2 separate regions of the Homo sapiens genome follow, and region 2 is linked to region 1. Evidence: chromatin loops called from intact Hi-C (ENCODE). Cell type or tissue: Calu3. All regions are shown on one strand. Links, peaks and the distances in the headings refer to the core of each region. The heading gives the core; the rest is flanking DNA.

What was found. Hi-C counts contacts between places; a loop is a spot of excess contacts. Peaks named below come from ENCODE experiments on the same cell type or tissue, not always from the same donor. Only the 100,000 strongest peaks of a DNase experiment are listed, where the experiment ranks them.
Region 2: it touches region 1 in a loop (4-fold over the local background); 2 of 110 quality-filtered maps call a loop at or near these places.

Annotation. Positions count from the first base shown.
Region 1 is chr3:171,992,968-171,998,356 of GRCh38, reverse strand. No RefSeq gene overlaps it. Among named protein-coding and RNA genes, the nearest start is that of FNDC3B, 44 kb to the left of the region's middle. In Calu3, for the core only: no CTCF peak of the experiment used is centred there; no DNase peak of the experiment used is centred there.
Region 2 is chr3:171,940,882-171,946,270 of GRCh38, reverse strand. It overlaps LOC105374217 (a long non-coding RNA gene), which reads right to left. Exons shown (of 4, transcript XR_924718.4): 1 at 3,689-5,389. Among named protein-coding and RNA genes, the nearest start is that of TMEM212-AS1, 43 kb to the right of the region's middle. In Calu3, for the core only: no CTCF peak of the experiment used is centred there; a DNase peak (open chromatin) is centred at 2,830.

The sequences.
Region 1 (5,389 bases), core at 269-5,268:
CGGAGCCAGCATTGGCAACCTGCTGGGGTCCCCTTCCACACTGTGGAAGTTTTGTTCTTTCACTCTTTGCAATAAATCTTGCTACTGCTCACTCTTTGGGTCCACGCTGCTTTTATGAGCTGTAACACTCACCACGAGGGTCCGAGGCTTCATTCTTGAAGTCAGTGAGACCAAGAACCCACCAATTCCGGACACATTTGGACTATTTACTTTTAATGTAATTATCAATACAGTCGGTTTAAATCTACCATTTTGTTGTTGGTTTTCTATTTGTTTCATTTGTTCTCTCTTCCTTTTTTTCACCTCTTCAGGATTATTTTGGATTCACTACTTTTTTTAGAGTGTCGTTTTACCACTACTATTGGCCTATTACCTGTATCTCTTTTTTTTAATGGCATTTCTCTAGGATTTACAATATGCATCTTTAGCTTATAGTATCTTGAAATAGTAGTGTAACACTTCACAAATAGAGTAAAAACCTTATAATCTTCCATTTTTCCCTTCCTTCTTTTGTGCTATTGATGACACATATTTACTCCTACAGATATTATAAACAAATTGATATACACACATTATCATTTTTGCTTTACATACTCAATTATCTTTTAAATAAAATAAAAATTGAGGAGAAAATCCGTTATATTATCTACACATTTACTGTTTCCAGCACTTTTCATTTCTTTGTGTAGATTCAAATTTCTGTCATCTTCCCTTTGCCCAAAGAACTTCTTTTCATCTTTCTTATAGTTCAGGTCTGCTGGCAACCAATTAGCTCAGCCTTTGTTTTGCTAAAAAAGTTCATATATTATCTTGATTTTCAAATGGTATTTATGCTCTATATAGAATTCTTAGTTGACTTTAATTCCTTCATCATTGGAAGATGTCATAATGGCTTGCAAAGACTAGAAATCTGCTTACATTTTTTTATTTGTTATCTTTCTTACTCATGTATCCTTTTTCCTCAGTCTGCTTTAACTTTTTAAATCACTGGTTTTCTGTAATTGGATTATGTTGTTCTTTGGTACATCTTTAAAATATTTATTCTGCTTTTGGTTCATTGACCTTCTCGTACCTGTGGATTTATAGTTTTCATCAACTTTGGAAAAGTTTTGGCTGGCAAAATTATACATACGTTAGACCGGTTGTTATTGTCCCACAAGGCACTAAGGATTTTTTTTTTTTTAAGTTTTTTTCTCTCTCTCTGCTTCATGTTGTATTATTTCTGTTGCAGTCACCAAGCTCACTAATTTTTTCTTCTGCAGTATCTAATCTGTTGTTAATCCTATTAGGTGAAATTTTTACTTAAAATATTATATTTTTCATCTTCAGAAGTGCTGAGACTTTTAAAATATTTTTCTTTTCTTCCTTCCTTATATTTATGTTCTCCTATATCTTTGTGAGCACATACTTATAATAGCTATAATACATGTCTGCTAATTCCATTATCTCTGTCATTTTTGGGTTCCATTTACTAAATTTTTGCTCGGTTATGGGTCACATTTTCCTACTTTCTGCATGTCTGATGATTTTTAAAAATTGGATTAAGATTGTGTGTTTTACATTGTTTAGTGCTGGATTTTGTTGTACTCTTTTAATGAGTGTTAAGACTTTTTCGTGAGCAGTTAGCTTTTGAAGGTTACTTTTGATCTCTTGTGAGGCCTGTTTCTAAACTCTTTTAGGGAGGTTTTAGAATGGTAAATTCTAGAGCTAATTTAGTCCCACTTCTAAGGCATAACACTTTTCAAGTCTCTACTGAATGGCTAAGTATTCAACAAGATTTTTTCACTTTGAATGAAGGAAACTCCATCCACAAAGGTTTTTGATCCTGTGTGATTTCTGGGAATTGTTCATTTTACAGTTTCTCAGTAATTAGTCTTTTCTCAGAAGATTTTCTTGCCCAACAAAGAGTTTCACATTACACATACAGAAATTGATAGTCACAAAAAATTCAAGGGGACTCTCATGCAGATTTCTAGACCCCTTCTGCTGCTTAGCTCTCTCTCTATTGAACTCTGCCCTTAAGTTATAGCTACTTTGGCCTACTCATACTGATCTTTGTTTCCTCAACTGAACAAGACTCTGACTTCATTTTCTTTTGGCTATTTCTTGGAATTTTCCTCAAGGCAGTACTCTAGGATAATGATAGAGATTCAGGAATTCAGTTCTGCATCGCCTTATATCTAATATCTGAAAATTGTCCTTTCATATATTTTGCCTTATTTTCTAGTTGTTTATGGTAGGCAAGTGATTCTTGTATCAGTTTATCCTTCACAGGTAGATGCAGAAGTTCCCTTTGCAAAAATTTAAAAGCCATTATATTGATATGGCAGATAAGACTGATGAAAAAACATTAGAGGAAGCCCTGTGAAAGAAGAGATTGAAACATCTGAGGGCAATTTGTGTAATACCTTGAAATTAAAGTCAAAGACAGCATCCTTTTGAGTACTATCCACCCTCACTCCCAGTTTCCCCCACCAATTGTTAAGGCTCCCTTCCTCTGCCAGCTCTGGGTCACTTTTAAGGCCTTTTATAACTTAAATATTCTGTTTTTTAAATGCTTTTGGGTTTAAGAAAAAAATAGATGGCTAAATAACATCTTGCTATTTACAAAGATTAATGGGGTCCTCCAAGGTCATTTATCTTCATGGTGGTTTTTCCCTCTACAGAGCTGTACAACATCCTGTAGAATTTATGCTACTGTGTACTTAGTGAAGACATTCCACAATTATTTTGAAGCTCAAGAAGCCATAGCTAAAAGCAATTAAAAATTGATCTGAACACAGTAATAGTAAAATCTATAAAGATTTCTGATTTTCCCCTTAGTATATCATATTGCCAGAGTTTTTGGATCTCTCATTCTACAAATGCCTATTTAGATTTTGTGATTTGGTAAAAGTTAGTATCCATTAAGCATAAATCCCCTTGTTGTAAGGCAAACATCCTTTTCCTATAAACATAAACTGGAAAACAGCAAGAGAGATTTTCTCCCTCAGTGTTTGTGCTGATGGGAGTGCTGTGGTTTTTTGCTATGTTCACAAGCTGACAAACAGGACAGTACATTTTTTGCATTGTTTCAGGCCATGTAAATTTTTCTAAACACATGGCTAATGCTTGCCAAGCCTCAGCCAATAACACTGACATTTTCTTCATCCACAAAGCTTACCACATGGATTACATCTATGCATTACTCACACAACATAATCATTGGCCCATATGCCAGAAGGAAATACAATTTTACAGTTGCCTCTAAAGCACACATTTCCAGCTTTGGTTCCACATGTAAGACAGATTTGCAGCTTGCATTTTCTTACACTCAGCCCAACACATTCAACTCAAGCAGAAGTATATGTTCCATAAGCCAGTTTTTTGTTGTAGAAAACTCTTGTTTCTTTTCTGACAATCTGTCACCTATTAAAAAAAAAAAAAAGAGCAACACGCACTGTTTGCATTGTTAAACTTAAAACAAGTCCAGAGGAAAATGTGCCTTGGAAATCCTTCACTGACTTGTTTTTGTAGAACAGCTGGAGGTGAGGCCCACCATACTAATCACGTCCAGTTGCTGCTGGTCAAGTTGCACATTCAGGAAATTCATAATTAGGTGGTTATATCCCCTCAGTTTACCCCAAAGAACTCTTTATGACTCTCGATTTATCTTTTTCCTTGTTATTCAAAAGAACCAAAAAATAAAGGTGACATGAGAGGGAAAAAGACATTAAAATTGAATTGTAGTGTTACCTGTAAAAGAAACCACATTGTCTTGACTGCCACCCCCTCTTAAAAATAAAAATAGTCACAGCATGTATATAGCTTAGTATGTGTGTGTGGTAGTTCTCAGAAACATTAAAAATTGTGCACATGTACCCTAAAACTTAAAGTATAATAAAAAAAATGTAGAGAGGGTTTTCTCCTTAAAAATTATGCTCTGGAAAATTCATCTGCTTCTGTTGTGATTTCAAAGGGTGTGGCTTTAATAAGATCAACTGGTATTACCTGGACTTCAAAGATTTTCAACACTTCATGTAAATTGTGTACATTTCCTTATTCTCTCTGCTTCTCTCTCCTTCTCCAACTTGGCAATATTCAATAATTATTATAGTGTTGTAATTTGTACCTTGAGTGTTTGTCAATCTCTTGTTGATTTTTAACAAGATTCTGAGTTCGATATCTAAGGTGTGGCTTTTAATGCATATTTCAGACCAGCAGCATTTCTTGAACTTTTAAATTCTGTTTTTTTTTTTTTTTTTGAGATGAAATTTCGCTCTTGTTGCCCTGGCTGGAGTGCGATGGTGCCATCTTGGCTCACTGCAACCTCCGCCTCCTGGGTTCAAGCGATTCTCCTGTCCCAGCTTCCCGAGTAGCTGGGACCACAGGCATGCGCCACCACTCCTGGCTAGTTTTTGTATTTTCAGCAGAGACGGGGTTTCTCCATGCTGGACAGAGTTGTAAATGGGACCACAATCTAGCTGTTCTTCATTTTTTTTCCCAAAAGCAAATTTAAAATGTTAATTTATATATTAAAAACAAGACTTTTACACATAGCAACAATTATTTCCATAGATTTTCCTCTAAAAATGTCGTTATGTGAATTATAGGTGCATTTTAGGCTCCAATTTCAAATTTTACAGCTTTTGAATGTAAAGTTCAATAGTGAAGAAAATGGTTACGCTTGAAATCCAACTAGTAGCCTGGAAACTGGATGCAAGAAATATTTCAAAGCTTAGAGAGAAAGAAAGTAAAGCATGAGTAGAGAGATGCAGGAGGGGTTTAAGAGAACCGACATGCAAACAATAGGCGTTCCAGAAGGAAAAAATGATGTGCACGAAGAAGAAAATGAAGCATGAAAACAAACGAAATGAAGATTTACCTGGACTGAAGAAAAGATGCCAAGTTTCAGGCAGAAATGTTGAGAAAGGATTATATATATACATGCACTATGGCTATATATATCCTAATAAAATTTTTGTACTCCAAAGATAAAGACAAACAATCTCATTCTTTCTGAGTATAAGCTTGTAAGTTATTTATAAAAGAAAAGAAATTAGACTGGTACTGAAATTTCTCCTTTGCAACATTGGAAGCTAGAAGTCAGTGGAGTACGTTTTCGACTCCAAGATATATTTCACCTGTAAGGGTGAAAGAATGATATTTGAAGGTTTGTAAGGATTCAGAGAAGTCATGAACCTTACTCAACTGGGAAAAATATTAGAAAAAAAACTTCATAAAAGCAACAACTAATAAAAAGAAGAAGAGCGAAAGCCGTAATGAGCAATGAATTTTTGATAACTAATTAAAAAAAATGGACAATGATATGCTGGGAGTGTGTAACATAAGTACTAAACAAAGACTCTAGAAATAGAGGAGCATATAAAAGGAAAGTTCTAATAAAAAC
Region 2 (5,389 bases), core at 263-5,262, 52 kb after region 1:
CATGGACAGAAAGAATCAATATCATTAAGATGGCTATACTAGCCAGGTGTGGTGGCTCACACCTTTGGGAGGTCGAGGCAGGCGGATCACGAGGTCAGGAGGTTGAGACTATCCTGGCTAACACGGTGAAACCCCGTCTCTACTAAAAATACAAAAAAAAAAAAAAAAAAAAAATTAGCTGGGCGTGGTGGTGGGCGCCTGTAGTCCCAGCTACTGGGGAGGCTGAGGCGGGAGAATGGCGTGAACCCGGGAGGCAGAGCTTGCAGTGAGTCGAGATCACGCCACTGCACTCCAGCCTGGGTGACAGACCGAGACTCCGTCTCAAAAAAAAAAAAAAAAAAAAAAGTAACGATTAAACTAACACAAGGAATGAATGATAAAGGTTTGAGGTGATGGATACCCCAATTACCCTGATTTGCTCATTACACATTGTACTTGTATCAAAATATCACATGTACCCCATAAATATGTATAACTACTATGTATTCGTAAAAATTAAAAATGTATTTAAAAGTTTTTAAATTCAAAAACATTCAAAAGAAAATAAAAGTAACAATGAAAGATGCGTGGGTAATAAAAGGTCAAATAAACCAGGCTAGGTGCGGTGGCTCATGCCTGTAATCCCAGCACTTTGGGAGGCCGAGGAGGACAGATCACTTGAGGTCAGGAGCTCGAGATCAGCCTGGCCAACACGGTGAAATCTCGGCTCTACTAAAAATTCGAAAAATTAACTGGGCATGGTGGTGCATGCCTGTAGTCCTAGCTACTTGGGAGGCTGAGGCAGGAGAATCGCTTGAACCCGAAAGGAGGAGATTGCAGTGAGCCGATATTGTGCCACTACACTCCAGCCTGGGCGACAGAGAGACACTCAGCCTCAAAAATAAAATAAAATAAACTGGCTCCTCTTAGCATATGCTGCTGAGTCTTCTAAAGTATTGCTTTCTAAAGTTTAGTTATCTTTTAATTTTAGTAGGACACATTTTATCTGCAGAGAAAGCCAATCAAAATGATGTGTGATAGTGATAAGTAAAATAGGAATTTTACTTAAAATATAAACTGCTAATCCTATTCCTTATATGTTCTTCATTAAAATGACTTTATGCTTCCCAAGTATCAATAAATATTAAACAATATTCAGGACAAAAATCTGAATTTCATGTAAGTGTTTTAATAATCTGTCAAACTTCCTTAAATTGGAATATTATCAGAAGCCAATAGAGAAAACAGGAGAGAACTGGAGCCAGAAAAAAGGCATATTGAAAACAAGAAAACTATTGGGTGAATCCAAAAATGAAACTTGTGAATTTTCCAAAACATTTAAAAAATAAATCATGTTAGATTTTGTTCCCCCTTCAACGTGATTTACTTAACTCCACCCCAACAAATGTCACTGAGAACACAGGCACTAAATCATTGAAGCCAGAGTTGACTGGAAGGCAAAAGAAGCATTCCACTCTCTGAGCCGAGGAAGCATTCCACTCTAAGAGCCTCTTTGCTGCTCACTGCCCATGAACACAAACCGTTATCCTGCTTTCCCCCATCTCCCTCCCCACCTTAACCTCCCACCCCTGGCAAAACAAAAGCGTAGATTATGGTGAAAGCAGGCGATCTTGGGCAGGGCTTTTTTATTACTCAATAACTTGTAGTAGAGTGAAGAAATCACTTCACCTCTTTGGGCCTCAGTCTCCTCATTTGCAACATACCTGACTTTCCTGAAAAATCAGATTTTTTGAGGCTCAAATTACATACTATATGAGAAAATGAAACAGTAAAACCTTATGCAAATGTGGTTTTAGGTGTTTACTGCTTATTTCCGATTATCTTCTCCCAAGTACATTAAAGAAATCTTCTTAGGTTTATGAAACTACATTATTGCAGGTCCTTTTCCCTTGGCTATATTGGAAAGTTCCAGAATTGCCCATGTTTCTCCCATCAATTACATCACTTCACTAAGGAGAAGGTTGAGTGGATTAGTGGATAGGTTATGGGACTAGGCATAATACTTCCTGTATTCTTATCTGACTTGGCCATTGTTTTGTTTTTGCCTCAGGGAAATCTTAAAGTCTTAATTTGCTATAAAAACAAATACATATCAGGAATATTTACTTTGAAAAAGGGTCATGAGACTTTGAATGGATTCATACAGGCTAAGTGAATTTTGTTTTTTGGAACAAAATCTGTTTTCTAAAGCAATTATATATTGTATATTCAAAATTGAGGGAAAAGGAAATAATTTTGATTGAACTTCTACTTGGTCACGACCCATGTATTTACATTCTTATTCAATCTTTACAAGCTGTAAGGTACATAACATGATGGCCATTTTTACAGATAAGGAAGCTGAAGTTCAGTCATTTACTCAAGGGTCACCAGCTATCCTAGGTAGAGGCAGGATTAAAACTCTCTTCTCAGGCTGGGCGCGGAGGCTCACGCCTGTAATCTCGGCACTTTGGGAGTCCGAGGCGAGCAGATCACCTGAGGTTGGGAGTTTAAGACCAGCCTGACCAACATGGAGAAACCTGGAGAAACCCCATCTCTACTAAAAACACGAAAGTAGCCAGGCGTGGTGGCACATGCCTGTAATCCTAACTACTTGGGAGGCTGAGGCAGGAGAATCACTTGAACCCAGGAGGTGGAGGCTGCAGTGAGTGGAGATCGTGCCATTGCACTCCAGCCTGGGCAAAAAGAGTGAAACTCCGTCTCAAAACAAACAAACAAACAAACAAACGAAAAAACCTAAAACACCTCCCTTCTCAAAGTGCTGGAGAATTGCTTGAACCCAGGAGGCGGAGGTTGCAGCGAGCCCAGATGGCGCCATTGCACTCCAACCTCGGCAACAAGAGTGAAACTTCGTCTCAAAAACAAAAACAAAAGAAAAAAACCCTTCCTTCTCTCTGATGTAAAATCCCCACCTATTTTACCAGACCTCTGCTACTCACAGTGTTGTCCCTGGAAAAGCAACCTGAGTGTCACCTGGGATCTAGTTAGAAATACAGACTCTCAGGGTGCTCCTCTGGCCTTTAAATCATAGTCTGCATTTTAGTAAGATTCTCACATTACATGTTGAGACTCTTTCATTTGACCACCTATCCTCTGACAGAGACTGCTGGCATAAGTGGTTACCTTCACAGCTGACCTGGTTCCTGGAGGAGCCCCCAGTACCCACAACACATCCCCCACACATAATATCTATACACACAACTACACCAGCTCAAGCCCCAGGCAAAATTCATTAGCACTTCTCTTTATATATGGCACTGGCTTTTTCCATCATCATAATCTCCCAATATCATGTCAATTAATTATACAGGATCTTTTTCTGTGCTGGAGTATACACTCTATAAGAGTAGGATGGATTTTGTCCATTTTGTATCCTGTGTGCCGGTAACTTAAATGACGGTTGATTAAGTGAATAAGTGAAGTACCAGTTCTCTGGGAAACTCTCAGAAATAATCTTTTAGAGACCTTTTAATGGGGCTAGCTTCTGGTCTTTTGGGAATAAAAAGGTGTCGTCAGGTACATATAAATTAAATAATCATTAACATGTCCCTTTCATAATGTCACCGTGTATTTGCATAGGCCATCATTTTAATCACTTTGGAATAAGACTGAGATTTTGTCTTTTTTTAGCATAGATCCAAAAATTCATTAGCCAAATACGAACTCTCAGAGAAAGAAACAAACTCACCTTTCATTTGTGTTGGGTTTAGCAGAATAAGTTATTCTCTGCTTTCTCTCTTAGATTCCCTCTCTTTGGTGGTCACTAGTGGGATCATAAAGGCAGTGTGGAGTGAGGTAACTGGGTAGAACATAAGGATGAACTGTCAAAGATTTTTAAAGAGAAACAAGAGTTTCCACCATTTGCTTTCTCCTCTGTAAACGTGAACCTAAAAAGTCTGGGAAACTCCAAGCCACCTTGGTTTCCTGCACACACACATGACTCTCAGTCAGCAATTCAGTTTGCAGCCGAACTTGTTAACAGAAACAAATGATAACATGATAAAAAGCAATGGAGAGCTGCAATTTATTTTTAAATTATTCAGATAAAAACATGAAAATAAACTAAATAAATATTTATCATACACACATATATATACACACATAGATGGGTAAGGAGAGAGACAGAAAGCACAGCAGCATGTTAATAATTGGTAAATCTGGGGAAGGGTTTAAAGTTGTCATGTAATTCTTTCAACTTTTCTATAGGTTTACTTTTTTTCCCTCAAACAGTGGGGAGAAAGCAACAACACTGGAGAATATTTTAGTCCTTAAAGAGGTGATGATTAGGGCACAGATGTTAAATTTAATGAGATTACTGTATTTATGTTATACAGAATTGTGTCACATCATACAGTAGCTAGCCTATGGCTTTGAACTGAGGACGAATTCATGTATTTTTTGAACAGCAGATTAAAATACTTGAACCCACTGTAAAAACATACTCAGGGTACATCTAGAGGGTTCAGCCTCCCCTGCTCCCACCTCAGGATTCTCGGGGCTGTGTGATACCAGTATTCCCGTATCTCATCCTTTGAAAGGAGGCTCAGGAAAAGGTAGACATGCTGTCCTCTGCATTCTCGCTACTCAGCGTGGTCCAAGGATGGCAACATTGGCATCTCCTGGGAGCTCGTTAGAAATACAGAATATCATTCTGGCCCCAGCCCAACTGCAGCAAAAATGGATTCATATACACATTAGTATTATTCCCATTAGAATAAAAATGGGCTAAAGCCCTTTACCTGAATTAAGTATCTTCATGCTTGCTTATCAATAGATGTAAGATATATAGCCATAAAGATTTCTTAGAACTTAGTCTGTTTTACCAACACACACAAGAGAAATGTTTTTCTAATCAAACATAAGTAGCTACAACTTTTTAAAAAGTTTCTTCAAAACTTTTTTTTAAAATGTGGATGATTTTCCATATATGAACTAAGTATTTCCCATACATTATTCTGATTATGGTTAGTGAAAATTTTAGATTACAGGTCTTATAAACTGAAGCATTTTTTTAAGTCTTGGAAAGTACTATTCTGAAATAGAAAATGATACCAATTAGAACGCTTTAATCACTTTTAAAAATATAAAAGTGTGCTGTGGGTTATAAAAGTTTGTTGAACAATCTTCTTGACATTTATAATTGTCTTCTCAGTTGCCCTTTAACTAGAGATAATTAAAAGAAGTTTGCTAACAGTTCAAGAGTTTAGGAATTCCTTTTCTTTTATTATTCTGCACCATGGCTAAGAAAAAAGAGAGGAAAAAAGGACCTTTCCCTATCGCCTTGCATCTCTAGTCAGAGTTGAAACTCAAGGTCTCAGAGGTAACTTCTTTAAGATAGAGGTAAATGGCATGGAACCCAGGCATCAGAGAAAAGATGTATTTGTTACTT